Regions from separate parts of the Mus musculus genome. Here regions 1 and 3 are each linked to region 2. A link is a loop called in an ENCODE intact Hi-C map of the cell type or tissue named here. Cell type or tissue: gastrocnemius. All regions are shown on one strand.

The links. Hi-C counts contacts between places; a loop is a spot of excess contacts. Peaks named below come from ENCODE experiments on the same cell type or tissue, not always from the same donor. Only the 100,000 strongest peaks of a DNase experiment are listed, where the experiment ranks them.
Region 1: it touches region 2 in a loop (3-fold over the local background); 14 of 42 quality-filtered maps call a loop at or near these places.
Region 3: a loop joins it to region 2, with 6 times the contacts of the local background. A loop is called at or near these places in 6 of 42 quality-filtered maps.

What each region holds. Positions count from the first base shown.
Region 1 is chr9:88,474,720-88,478,719 of GRCm38, reverse strand. Syncrip (synaptotagmin binding, cytoplasmic RNA interacting protein) reads left to right here. Exons shown (of 11, transcript NM_019666.2): 5 at 1,533-1,646; 6 at 1,755-1,931. Among named protein-coding and RNA genes, the nearest start is that of Syncrip, 5.7 kb to the left of the region's middle. In gastrocnemius, a CTCF peak has its summit at 2,395 (motif pointing left); a DNase peak (open chromatin) is centred at 2,365.
Region 2 is chr9:88,543,977-88,547,976 of GRCm38, reverse strand. No RefSeq gene overlaps it. Among named protein-coding and RNA genes, the nearest start is that of Zfp949, 2.0 kb to the left of the region's middle. In gastrocnemius, CTCF peaks have their summits at 560 and 1,598 (motif pointing right); DNase peaks (open chromatin) are centred at 529, 1,620 and 2,242; H3K4me3 peaks cover 769 bases; H3K27ac peaks cover 812 bases.
Region 3 is chr9:88,436,782-88,440,781 of GRCm38, reverse strand. It overlaps Snx14 (sorting nexin 14), which reads left to right and starts at 1,853. Exons shown (of 29, transcript NM_001359958.2): 1 at 1,853-2,114. The coding sequence starts at 1,975. In gastrocnemius, no CTCF peak of the experiment used is centred here; DNase peaks (open chromatin) are centred at 1,790 and 2,107; H3K4me3 peaks cover 2,486 bases; H3K27ac peaks cover 2,210 bases.

The DNA of each region.
Region 1 (4,000 bases), 69 kb after region 2:
AACCAAAAAAAAAAAAAAAAGGGGGGGGGGATTGTAATCTCTATTGCAATTGTGTCAGTGTGATTGGAAAATTTACTAAGAATTTCTGAAAAGAGTTAGTTGGTGCTTAGATTTGAACTTGGGGCCTTAATGCTATTAACCACTGAGCCATTTCTCTAGCCCTTCATAGTGTTATTATACCTTTAAGGAATAAAATTTGAGTGCTAATAAAAAAGCTATTTAGATCATACAGCTTTTTGTGAAACTTTGATTCAAAGTTTATGAATACTTTTTAAATTGATACATTTGCATCAATCAGTTTATTGGGGGGGGAATAGGTTACATTAAGCAAACACCCTATATATAGTCCCTCCCACAATTTCATATATAATTCACTTTGAGTAAAACAGATTACATTATGGGGGATTGAGGTGACTCAGTCTCCAATCTCTTAACAACATTTTGATAAGTTTCGTGATATGGTCTTTTTACTTTGTCAGCTCATACAATAGTTTTGTTACTTAGAGAACTTTCATAGTTGATAGATTAGAGAACGGGTATTTTGTGCTTAAATGGCTAGACAGGTTACATATGTTTTTTTTGTCACTTGTATCTGTAATGATGTAATAACAAGTTGAGGGAGATAAATCTAGACTTATGGTTGTAGTTTCTCTTTTTTTTGGTTTTTTTCGAGACAGGGTTTCTTTATGTAGCCCTGCCTGTCCTGGAACTCACTCTGTAGACCAGGCTGGCTTCGAACTCTGCCTCTCAAGTGCTGGGATTAAAGGTCTGCGTGCGCCACCACTGCCCAGCTTATGGTTGTAGTTTCTTATTGCTTTTCAAAATCATTGTGGCTATTTTCTTCTTAATGAAGCATGTTTGTGACACATAACACTTTTGACAGAAAGTAATAGAAAAGCTTTTCATATAGCCTCCCAAGTTTATAGACAACGATTTAAGGCATGGAGCAGTATCTTTGGAGGTGACAAAATGCCCATAAATGGTATTGTGTATCTTGGGGTGGGGTATAAGAAATCCAGAGTTGGGTAGTAGTCAAATTGTTGCAGTTTTAATGAGGTATTCCTTTTTGTTTTTTTCCTTGTGTGTGTGTGTGTGTGTGTGTGTTTTGTTTTGAGACAGAATTTCTTTCTCAATGTAGTCCTGGCTGTAACTCTGGAACTGGAACTCTGTCTCTGTAGACCAGGCGGGTCTCAAACTCTCAGAGATCCACTGGGCTCTGCCTCCTGAGTACTGGGATTAAAGCCATGCTTGCTTTTAATGAGGTTTTTCTTAGCAGAGTGGATATACATCTTGCAGGTTGCTGATGGATTGATTTTAATTTTTATTGCTCAGTAATTAACTGGCCAATAAAAACTGATATTCACAGGAATCTGAAATGTTGATGATATACATAAAAGGGAGAATTCTAAAACAGATCTTATAAATTTGTATGGAGGAATGTTGCTAAGATAATGAAATATTTGAACGGGATTGACTTAAATAATAACTGTATTTTGTGAATGAAGCATTAATAACATTTTGAACTTTTCAAGGCACTTTTGGAAAGAACAGGCTACACACTTGATGTGACTACAGGTCAGAGGAAGTATGGAGGACCACCTCCAGATTCCGTTTATTCAGGTCAGCAGCCTTCTGTTGGCACTGAGGTAAAGAAACTTAAACTTGTACCATTTGTAGTTAAAAAAAAAAAAACCCACAGCTATCTAGTTTCCTAAAGAATTCTTCATGATTGTGAATTCATATTTATTTTCCAGATATTTGTGGGGAAGATCCCCAGAGATCTGTTTGAGGATGAGCTTGTTCCATTATTTGAGAAAGCTGGACCTATATGGGATCTTCGTTTAATGATGGATCCGCTCACTGGTCTCAACAGAGGTTATGCGTTTGTCACTTTTTGTACAAAAGAAGCAGCACAAGAGGCTGTTAAACTGGTAAGTTGGTTTTTTTTTTCTTCTACCCCCTTTTTTCCCCCCTATGCTTAATGTCAGGTTTTTCTTACGTATTTTATCTGGTGGTTTTTTTTTTGAGGTGCCTTTTTATTTTCCTATGTATATATCATAGAAATATTTTATAATATTCAGAATCTATAAGATGGTGGTACAAAATTTCTAGTTAATGCATCTGGCTTTGGGAAGTTCTGTAAATTTAAAGGAATTAAAAATGATGTGGCTTCCAAAGATCCCCCCCCCCCCCACTGGACCACATTTTTCATTCAGCAGAAATTAACAAAAACACCCTTATACTTTTGAATACATAAGTAGATAAACAAATAGGACACCTATTAGAAACATTGGCTGCTCTTCCCAAGGCCTCAGGTTCAACTCTTTTGAGTACCCACAGGGCAAGTCAAAACCGTCTGTAACCCATCTTTGGGAATTTGATGCCCTCTTCTGGAGGTACCAGGCATGCATGTGGTGTACAAATATGTGAGCCAAACACTCATATACTTAAAATAAAAAGCTAGTACAATTAAAAAAAAAACCACAGAAGACACCAGGATGACATATTTCTAGGTAGGACCATAAAAGATTTTTTATTTTTTGTGAGTGGGGATGTTTGGTTTAGAAACAACCAGATGTTAGAGAACCTAATTTTTATTTCTTAACATTTAAACATCTTCAAAATTAGGTTTATGTAACATTAATTTTCTTGTAATTCTGTGACTCAAAAAGATTGAGCAAGGTAACTAAATTTCTGTACTGAGACATGAGGATTGTCATGATTGAGGCCAGCCTGGTGTGGTGAGAAACCCAATAGGAATACACACAAGTAAACAACACACCCCAAAAGCAACAAGAGTAATTAAAGAAAGAAAAGCTATTAACTTGAGAGCAAGCAAAGGAGTGTGTACATTGGAGGAATTGCATTAAATATTATAAAAAAAGTTTACGTTCCGGGGTTAATTAAAACTTAATTAAATATGTTAACTTTTTTGCTATGTTGCTCTGGCCTACTTGCCCTTGCTTTAGGCCAGGTAACCTCAAACTCCCAGAGTATCTTTCTGCCTCTTCCTCCACAGACCTGGTTGTATCATTTTTGTGGACAACTCACTATCATATTTGTTAAATTTGGCTAATCTGTTTTGTGGAATCTAAACATTTAAGATATTTAGGTTGATTTCTTCTGAAAATTTTTAAAGAGGATAAAACAGGATATTTGAATTAGAAGTTAGTTTTCTGAGGTTTTTGTTTTTGTTTTTGTTTTGGATACTGGCTCATACTATATAGCTCTGGCTGCCCTGGAACTCAGAGATCCACTTGTCTCTGCCTCTGTAGTGCTATGACTAAAGGCAGACACCACTATCCTTCTAATCTTATTTTTGAAATCTGGAATTTTTATAGTCTTTTTTTTTTTTTTTTTTTTTAAGATTTGACAATACCTATATACAAAATATAACCATTGTTAACCCCCACCCCCTTTCCTTTCCCTGCTTTATACCCTTCTTTCTCACTGACTCCCTTCTTCCCACCTAGCATGAGCAGGAGGCTGTTTTCTGGACAAATAAGTACTTATTTTATACCACTAAAGAAAATGACATCCTTCTTCCCTGTAGCTGGTAACTTTCAAATGCACTTCAGGGACGAGTTGGGACCTCCTGAGTCCTCCATCATCCTTGATGGCACAGTCTTGTACATGAGACCTCAGCTCTTCCATATCTGTGATTGCAAAGGATATACCATTTCCAGAAATCCATGCTTCATAACACTCCCCCCAATTTCCAACTCTTGATGGTCTTCTCCCAATTCTATACTGCTCCCCCTAAGCTTTGGAGAGGGCATACTATGTACCATTTAGAACCAAGCAGTCAACAGTCACTTATTCTCAGCAGCTTGACCAGTTAGAAAATCTCCATTAAGCATCTTGCTTTGCTATAAGAAATGTTTGTGGCCAGGCAGTGGTGGTGCACACCTTTAATCCCAACACTTGGGAGGCAGAGGCAGCTGGATTTCTGAGTTGGAGGCCAGCCTGGTCTACAGAGTGAGTTCCAGGATAGCCGGGG
Region 2 (4,000 bases):
GTCCACTATCGAATTACCAAGATTCAGATCAAGTACCTATCTGATAATCGCGATATGAAATTCCTTCACCTTTCTCTCATGTGAACCCCAAGTATCCCAAAGTAGTATAGAACCTGAGAAGGAAGCTTCAGTGTGTTCATCCTAGAATCAGACCAAATATCTCTGTGGGAGACGTGGAGCCTTAGAAAATCGGTGTGATATCTTTTGTAGGGTAGTCACCAGAGAAGACTACTAAACATGGGTTTAAGCCAATAAAAAGTCTTATTATCCAGACTGCAACTACCCTTGATGTTCAGGAGATCAGAGAAGCCCCACAAAATCCATGTCCCAGATTGATATATTTCAGTTCAGAACAATTAGCCAGACGCAGAACTTCAGAAGCCAGAAGGCAAGGTTAGTACATTTAGAGACTTTCCCGTAACTATGGACTTTGATGGATTAGGTTTTTGTTATAGTTTTGGCAGATGGCGCTGTCTACATGCTGAGTTTTACAGCCTGAATAGTATTTTTGTCCAGGAGTCAGCTATGCTAAGGTCTCAGAGCCTACTAAGGTCTGGGGCTCTCTTCTGGCTGTACAGAGCACTGCAGGAAGCTGAACGCTTCGTGTTTCTTAAATCCTATGAACCATTTACATCACTAGTGTATCGTCAAATTGAGCATTCTGGTACAGCACACAGTAATTTTCAAGTTCATTTTGAAATCGAACCAACATGTTGGACTTCCATTGTAATAGGAAGAAACCACAAACTATATGAATTGACAAGAGACAAAAGTTATGTTGTGTGTTGCCAATAATGCTTAGAAATAATTTGAATTTGAAATGAAAAAAATCACTTACTAAAATTGAAATGTGTTTTGTTTTGTTTTTTTGAGTCGGGATTTCTCTGTGTAGTCCTGGCTGTCCTGGAACTCACTCTGTAGACCAGGCTGGCCTCAAACTCAGAAATCCGCCTGCCTCTGCCTCTCGAGTGCTGGGATTAAAGGCGTGCGCCCCCACTGCCTGGCGAGATAATTTTTTTAAATCTTCAAAAATGAACAAATTCAAACTGAATGTGGTGGCGCATGCCTTTAATCCCAGCACTCCAGAGTCAGGAAAAAAAAAAAAGCGTTTGAGGCCAGCCTGGTCAACAGAATAGTGAATTCCAGGACAGCCAGAACGACACAGTAAAATCTGTCTCAAAAAAAAAAGGGGGGGGGGGGGGGAGACATACTCAGGAGTCAAACAAAATCTAAATAAATTTAAACAATCCCTGCCCAGAGTTGATACATTACACATTATTAAGATGAATTTTTCAACATAAACTAAATATCACTATAATCTCAATAAAGTTCCGTGAAAATGTTTCTATTTGTAGAGTGAAAGACATAAAGGCTTCAAACCTACAGGAATCTGCTTGTCTTCTACATTCCAAGTGCTGAGATTAAAGGTATGCACCACCAGGCCTGGCTCTGAATAACTTACTCCTAACAAATAAAATAATGAAGTGTCATTTGGAGGACTGTCTTATACAGAAACTGTACCTGTAGCCTCTATTTGTGCATTCTTTCTTCCTCTTTATCATTTGGCCTGAAGGAAGCCAAATGCCATTTTGCAGATTGGGCTGTAGAGGGCGCCATGGGAATAGTCTTGGAAACTAAGATCCGGCTCAAGTGGAGCTTGAGATGACTGTAGCCCTGAATATGGTGTTAATAAAATGGTAATTAAGTTTTATTTTTATCTTTTTGCCTGAGACAGGGTTTCTCTATATAGCCCTGGATATCCTAGAACTCATTGCATGTATCAAACTGGTTTTACCTCACAGAAATCTGCCAACCTCTGCCTCCTGAGTGTTGGGTTAAAGGTGTGTACCACCGTGCTCTGCAGGAAATTGAACTCTAAGCTAAAGAAGCTCTTGAATAAATCACAAACAGAAATAATAATTTGAATTTTGTATAACCTATAAAAATCCTTTTATAGCCAGGCATAGCTATCAGACCTCTGAGTTCCAGGCCAGCCTGATCTACACAGTGAGTTCCAGAACTACTCAGAGCTGCACAGAGAAATCCTATTTCCAAAACCCTAAATAAATGAACATCCTCTTATGATACTAATAAATTTTCATGAACAGAACTCCCCATGCTGTCCGATAATAACTGTCTATTGAGCTTCTAATTCATTCTGTGGGTCCAAACTGCATCTCTATGATCATTCCTCTGGAATTAATACCCAGAACGGCATTCACTTTATAGAGAATGCTGCAGGGGTGCCCTCTTGTGACAAGCTCCTTGTATACATGTGTCTGTACATAGTTTTCAGGAGCATGGAAAACCATCTGAAATCAAATCAAACATAGAATGTCCTGCATTACTAAACCATTTTGTACCAGAACTTTTAAGGAAAGGAAGGGTCCCAGAGGGCTTGAAGCTATAACGGATGGTATGAATAATTCACACTAATATGGTCCTCCGTAATTATGCTGATGGCTCTAACAACACCAGAGTGAAATGGAGGCTGAACACTGCTTAAATGGGTAGCAAAGGTGCTCCTTTCCTACTCTGAATACAGACGGATTCCCAGGAAGGAGGAAGCCTTCCACCAAGGAAGTCACCTGAGCTGTGCTTCGCTATGTTCCCACGCTGAAGGTCTCACTAGAGGAGGTGTCTGTGTTTCAAAGGTCAATGGGTTCCATTCTAAAGTATTATGTCAATTACACTTATGTTAAACAATTAATAACTGGTGCAAGAGAAAGGGCTTAGTGATTAAGAACACTGGCTTCCCTCACCGAAGACCTGGGGTTCAATTGCCATAATGCATGTGATACAACCAACCATCCTCAACTCCAGTCCCAGGGGACCCAGTGCCATCTTCTTTTTTTTTGTTTGTTTGTTTGTTTGTTTGTTTGTTTTTGTTTTTGAGACAGGGTTTCTCTGTGTAGCCCTCGCTGTCCTGGAACTCACTTTGTAGACCAGGCTGGCCTCGAACTCAGAAATCTGCCTGCCTCTGCCTCCCGAGTGCTGGGATTAAAGGCGTGAGCCACCACGCCCGGCCCCAGTGCCATCTTCTGACTTCTGCAGGCACAACACACATATAGTACACAAATATGCATACACACAAAACAATTACACAATTAAACTAATGAAATAAACATGTCTAAAATCTTAAAGACTCGCAGTAGTAATACATGCCTTTAATCCCAGCACTCGGAAAACAGGGGTAGGCTGATCTCTGAATTTAAGGCCAACCTGGTCTATAGAACAAGACACCCAGGACACCTAGGCTACACAGAGAAACCCAGTTTCAGGAAACAAAAAAAAAAAAAGAAAATTAAATAATTAATAAAAGATAAAAATGTGGATTTAGGTAAAAGAAGAAAAGATATCTGGAAGAAAAAAATTTTGAAACTGAATATGAACAAGAAAGATATGAAATTCTTTCTGCAGGCCCTCAGGGCTTCAGTCCTTTTCCCTCACCCAATACCAAATCAGGTTCCTCTCTAGCCCCCACTGCCCCACCACCCAATCCACTTTCCCTCCCAAGTCTCTCCCTCCCTCCTCACTTGTGATTGCTTTCTTCTCTTTCCCAAGTGGAACTGAGGTATCCTCAGTTGGGCACTTCAGCTTGTTGAGCCTTTTGAATTCTGTGGGACTGTATCTTATGTATTCTGTATGTTGGTTTTGGGGTTTTTTTGTTTTTGTTTTGTTGGCTAATATCCACATATTAGTGAGTACATAGAGTACACACCATGCATGTCCGTCTGAGTCTGGGTTACCTCACACAGGATGATATTTTCTAGTTCCATCCATTTGCCTGCAAAAGTCAGGATGTCCTCATTCTTAATAGCTGAGTAGTGTTCCATTGTGTACATGAGCCACATTTTCTGTATCTATTCTTCTGTCGTGGGACATCTAGGTTGTTTCCAGCTTCTGGCTATCACAAATAAGGCTGCTATGAACATAGTGGAACACGTGCCCTGTAGCATGGTGGGGCATCTTTTTGGGTATATTCCCAAGAGTGGTATTG
Region 3 (4,000 bases), 110 kb after region 2:
ATCATTGCCTGGCAGAATTTCATAAACAGGATCGATTGAGGAAATGTCATAGCTGTTCTAGGGAGCTTAATATAAGTTAGAAAACTTCATAAGTGTAAAGTGGATAGTAAACTTTAAGAGTGAAGAAACATTTAGAAGTTAATTTTCATGGGTGAAGTCATAGCAGTGGGGTCTTGTGGAAAGATATTTAGTTAAGTTGTGCACTGATAACAATTTATGAGACAGTTAAGTCCTCATTACAACCAAAAATCCTGTTAGGGAAGAAATTCACTCTAAAACCAATATAGACAAATTGCCTAGTTCATTTTAAGTTCTGCAAAGGAATTAGACAAATGTTTCAAAGGTGTCTAATTTGAGCAGAAATGAAAAACAATCTATTAAAGGTACACTATCTTGGTTAACAAGTTCAGAAACTTAGAAGCAAAGCAATACAAAATGCAAGACAAATGACTAACCAGTTTAAATCACTTAGATTCACACTAGGCATTTTACGGTGCATGAAGATTAACATACACTTAATCCAAACGGTTTCTATTTCATTATTAGCCCCAGTCTATTTCAGTAAGGGAAGGCTATTTTGCAAATCTCGGTATCAAACCCTACACGTTTGGTAAACATTATTACTGGGTTACAGCCCTTTGGTCCTGTGATTTGTTTGAGAGTGTGTATTTGCTGTGTCCAGACTACTGATCCCTGTTGGGATTTACCGTGCTCTTTGTGGAGTTAACAGTGTAAAATTACAAAAGTGAATGTTAAGTGTGTACCTTGAAACTTCACATGAGTATATAAAGAATATATATATATAAAGAATTTGGTGACAGATGCACACTTCATGAGTGGAAATGTTACTGTCATCTAAAGATACTGCTAGTGTGTATTTAATGTTCTTTGGTACACGTTGTATTAAAGTTGGTTCTGAAGAAATTAGGAATACATGTAAATTTAAGGACAAAGACCTGAATTTCTAACAGCTGTAATGGGAAGAAAGGATGGTACATCCTGTAAAGGAAATGAGCCACTAAGGATCACCCACCTTTTCAGAATATTGAAAATATTAATGAAGCTGCACATACACTTGAGAAAACAAGGAGTTCTGTTTCCCTGTCTAGGGGAGAGAGGTGGCTTGATGGAAACTGCCAGTGTCAGAATAGCATGAAATTCTGTTTTCGCTAAGAAGCGATCCCGAGCAGGATCTTGCTTGTCTCAGCGATGTGATTATGCTGTAGTTGAAACTAGAATAGCTTACGCTCTAAGGGTAATGTTTGTAGGGTAAATTCAAACGCTTTACATGCCTGAGTTTTAGCTCCTACAAAATGCTGAATGAAATTCTAAAAGGGACTATCCAGATTCCAAGCCTGCTGTCGTCACACGCTGGGTTATGGTTAAGATCGCGGGGTGAGGTGACTCCCTCGTTGTTGGTTACGTGGCTAACATGACTTTCTTTCGGAGGTGGATTGCGGGTGGGTGGCGGGCGGGTAGGTTGTCATACGCCCCAGCTTGATCCCCTTTTAAAAAGCGGACTTGAAGGCGTCCTTTCCTCCTCTCCCTTAGGTGTGGCAACGAGAATCCGAGAGGTTGAGGCGGCAGGGTCCGCTGTATGGACTACATTTCCCAGAGGGCTCCAGGAGCCGCACGCGGCTGCTGTGCAATTAGCTTTCCCACACTCTTCTGCCAGTCTGCATTCTAGGTTTCCCTGGACTTCCGGATAAGGAAAGTGGGTGGCCGCGCCAGAACGTCAGTCCGAGCGCTCCCCAGTCCTCCCGCGGGATGGTGGCGGCGGCCTTGGGGCGGCCTTGCGTGTGGTTGGGGCGTTGGTTGCGCACGCGCGGCGAGGGTTGCGGGGCGGGGCCTTGTGCGGCTGAGTCTAGCTGTGAAGCTGGGTGGTGGGTGGCAATGTGGCTCCGCCGCCGGGGTTTGGGGGTGCCCTCCGCCTCTGCCTCTGAGGGCGGCACGTCCTCCCCTGCGTGGACTGAGATGGGGTCTTGGGTGCGGACGATCTGCGGGAGGCTGAAGCAGCGGCTGCGGCTGGACGTGGGGCGCGAGATTTGCCGTCAGTATCCGCTGTTCTGCTTTCTGCTGCTCTGCCTCAGCGTCGCCTCGCTGCTCCTCAACAGGTACCTGCTGTTGGCCCCGCGGCGGCCGCTCGAGAGCCCGCAGGCTGCTGGGCGGCGGGCAGGAGCGCACTCTGCACCGCGGTCTCGGGAAGGGCGGCCCAGGTTGCTCCCGGATATGCGGACGGGTGCGGGCCCGGGACCACGCAGCCTTCGTGGTTACCTGGCTCTCAACCTCTCCTTTTTGACCATTTCTCAATGACGAGCCTTTATCGTCTGTTTTACAATTACAATCTGTAATGCCACCTCAGTTCAGTAAAGGTGATCGGAGGGAGGTGGCTTCAAGGTTCTGTCGCAGCCTCTCCTCTTGGGGAAGCCTTCTCTCGCAACAGTACGCCCTCACACCGGCACACACCTTTGCAACCACAATTTCGTCTCTTTAAAATACTGGTTTTTGACCCAAAGTCAGAAAGCAGTGTAGTACCCATCGCAACTCTACAATATTCTGGTTTTTCTTTTTTTTCAAGATCTGTAGTTAAATTGACATTTTGAGGTCAGAAGTCTCCGCCCCTGAAGCTTGTTGTGTTTTATATTTCCAGAAGTAGTATGGGTGCAGTGATAGTAGAAAAGATGTGTACTTAAAAACATCGTCACATTCTTTTCTCTGTTTTGAACAAGCAGTCGCCTTTTATTTTGAAGTAATTCATTTGCAAGAATAACAGTGAGAAACATACACAAGAGATTTGACTTAGTAGTTTCACTAAGGCTATTTCCTGTGATTCTGACAACAGTTTTGTTGTTTTCCTTCATTTCTCGCTCTCTCTCTCTCTCTCTCTCTCTCTCTCTCGTTTCTGCCATCTTGGTGGCTTTGTAGAATTGGGGCTTAAGCGATAGATTAACAGATAGTAATTACTATGAATTACTGTCTTACAGAAAAAGTGCCCGGCTTGTGATGATGAGGTGCTTGATTGTAGGGCTGTGGGAGAAGTGAGTTCCTTTAACAGCAGACATTACTAGTTACTTAATACAGTTCTGTCCTCTGAAAGGTGTTTCAAGCTGGACTAGCAAAGCCGAGCAAAATGTAAACTATAGGATGTGAGTTTTGTCCTCAACTTTCTTCGATGGAAACTGACTAAAGTATAATTCTTCTCTAAGGTGCATCAGCCATGTGTTGGGGACAGATTGAACTAGCAATTCTGAGGTCACCAAAGTAGGAAGTCATAGAATGTAATGTGATATGTGATCTGTACTATGAATTGGTATTATGCAAAGAAGGGAGAAAATACACATACATTTTTATCTCTGAATGGTCATATTTGTGAGCAAAATTATTTTTGCATACTTCCCCCCGATTTGTTCCTATTGAATCAACTAAAGTGACATTAAACATCACAGTACTGTCCCTTTTATTTTATTATTTTATGTCTATGGGTGGTTTTTAAAGTTATTTATTTTATGTGTATGAGTACACTGTAGCTGTCTTCAGATACACTATTACAGATGGCTGTGAGGCATCATGTGGGTGCTGGGATTTGGAACCAAGGACCTCTGGAAGAGAAGTCAGTGGTCTTAATTGCTGAGCTATCTCTCCAGCCCCGTCCATGGGTGTTTTATCTGCAGGTGTATCGGCACCACGCCCATCCAGTGCTGATGGTGGCCAGAAGATGGTCTTGGTTCCCCAGGAAATGGAATTAGAGACATCAGTGAGCGGCCATGTGGGTGCTAGGAATGGACTCCTCATCCTCTAGAAGGGCAGTCCTGCCCCCCCCCCCTTGTTGAGCTCTCTCTCCAGCGCCCCCACAGTGTTTTCTTTGAATAAGTGGTTAGCGAGCCTTTCAGGAAAAGAATTAGGGAAGGTGCAGAGCAGGATGAGTAATGAGCTTTTTATGACACATGTACTTCTCTTTAAGATGTGTACTGCTGTGATGTGTGTATGTGTGTGAGAGAGA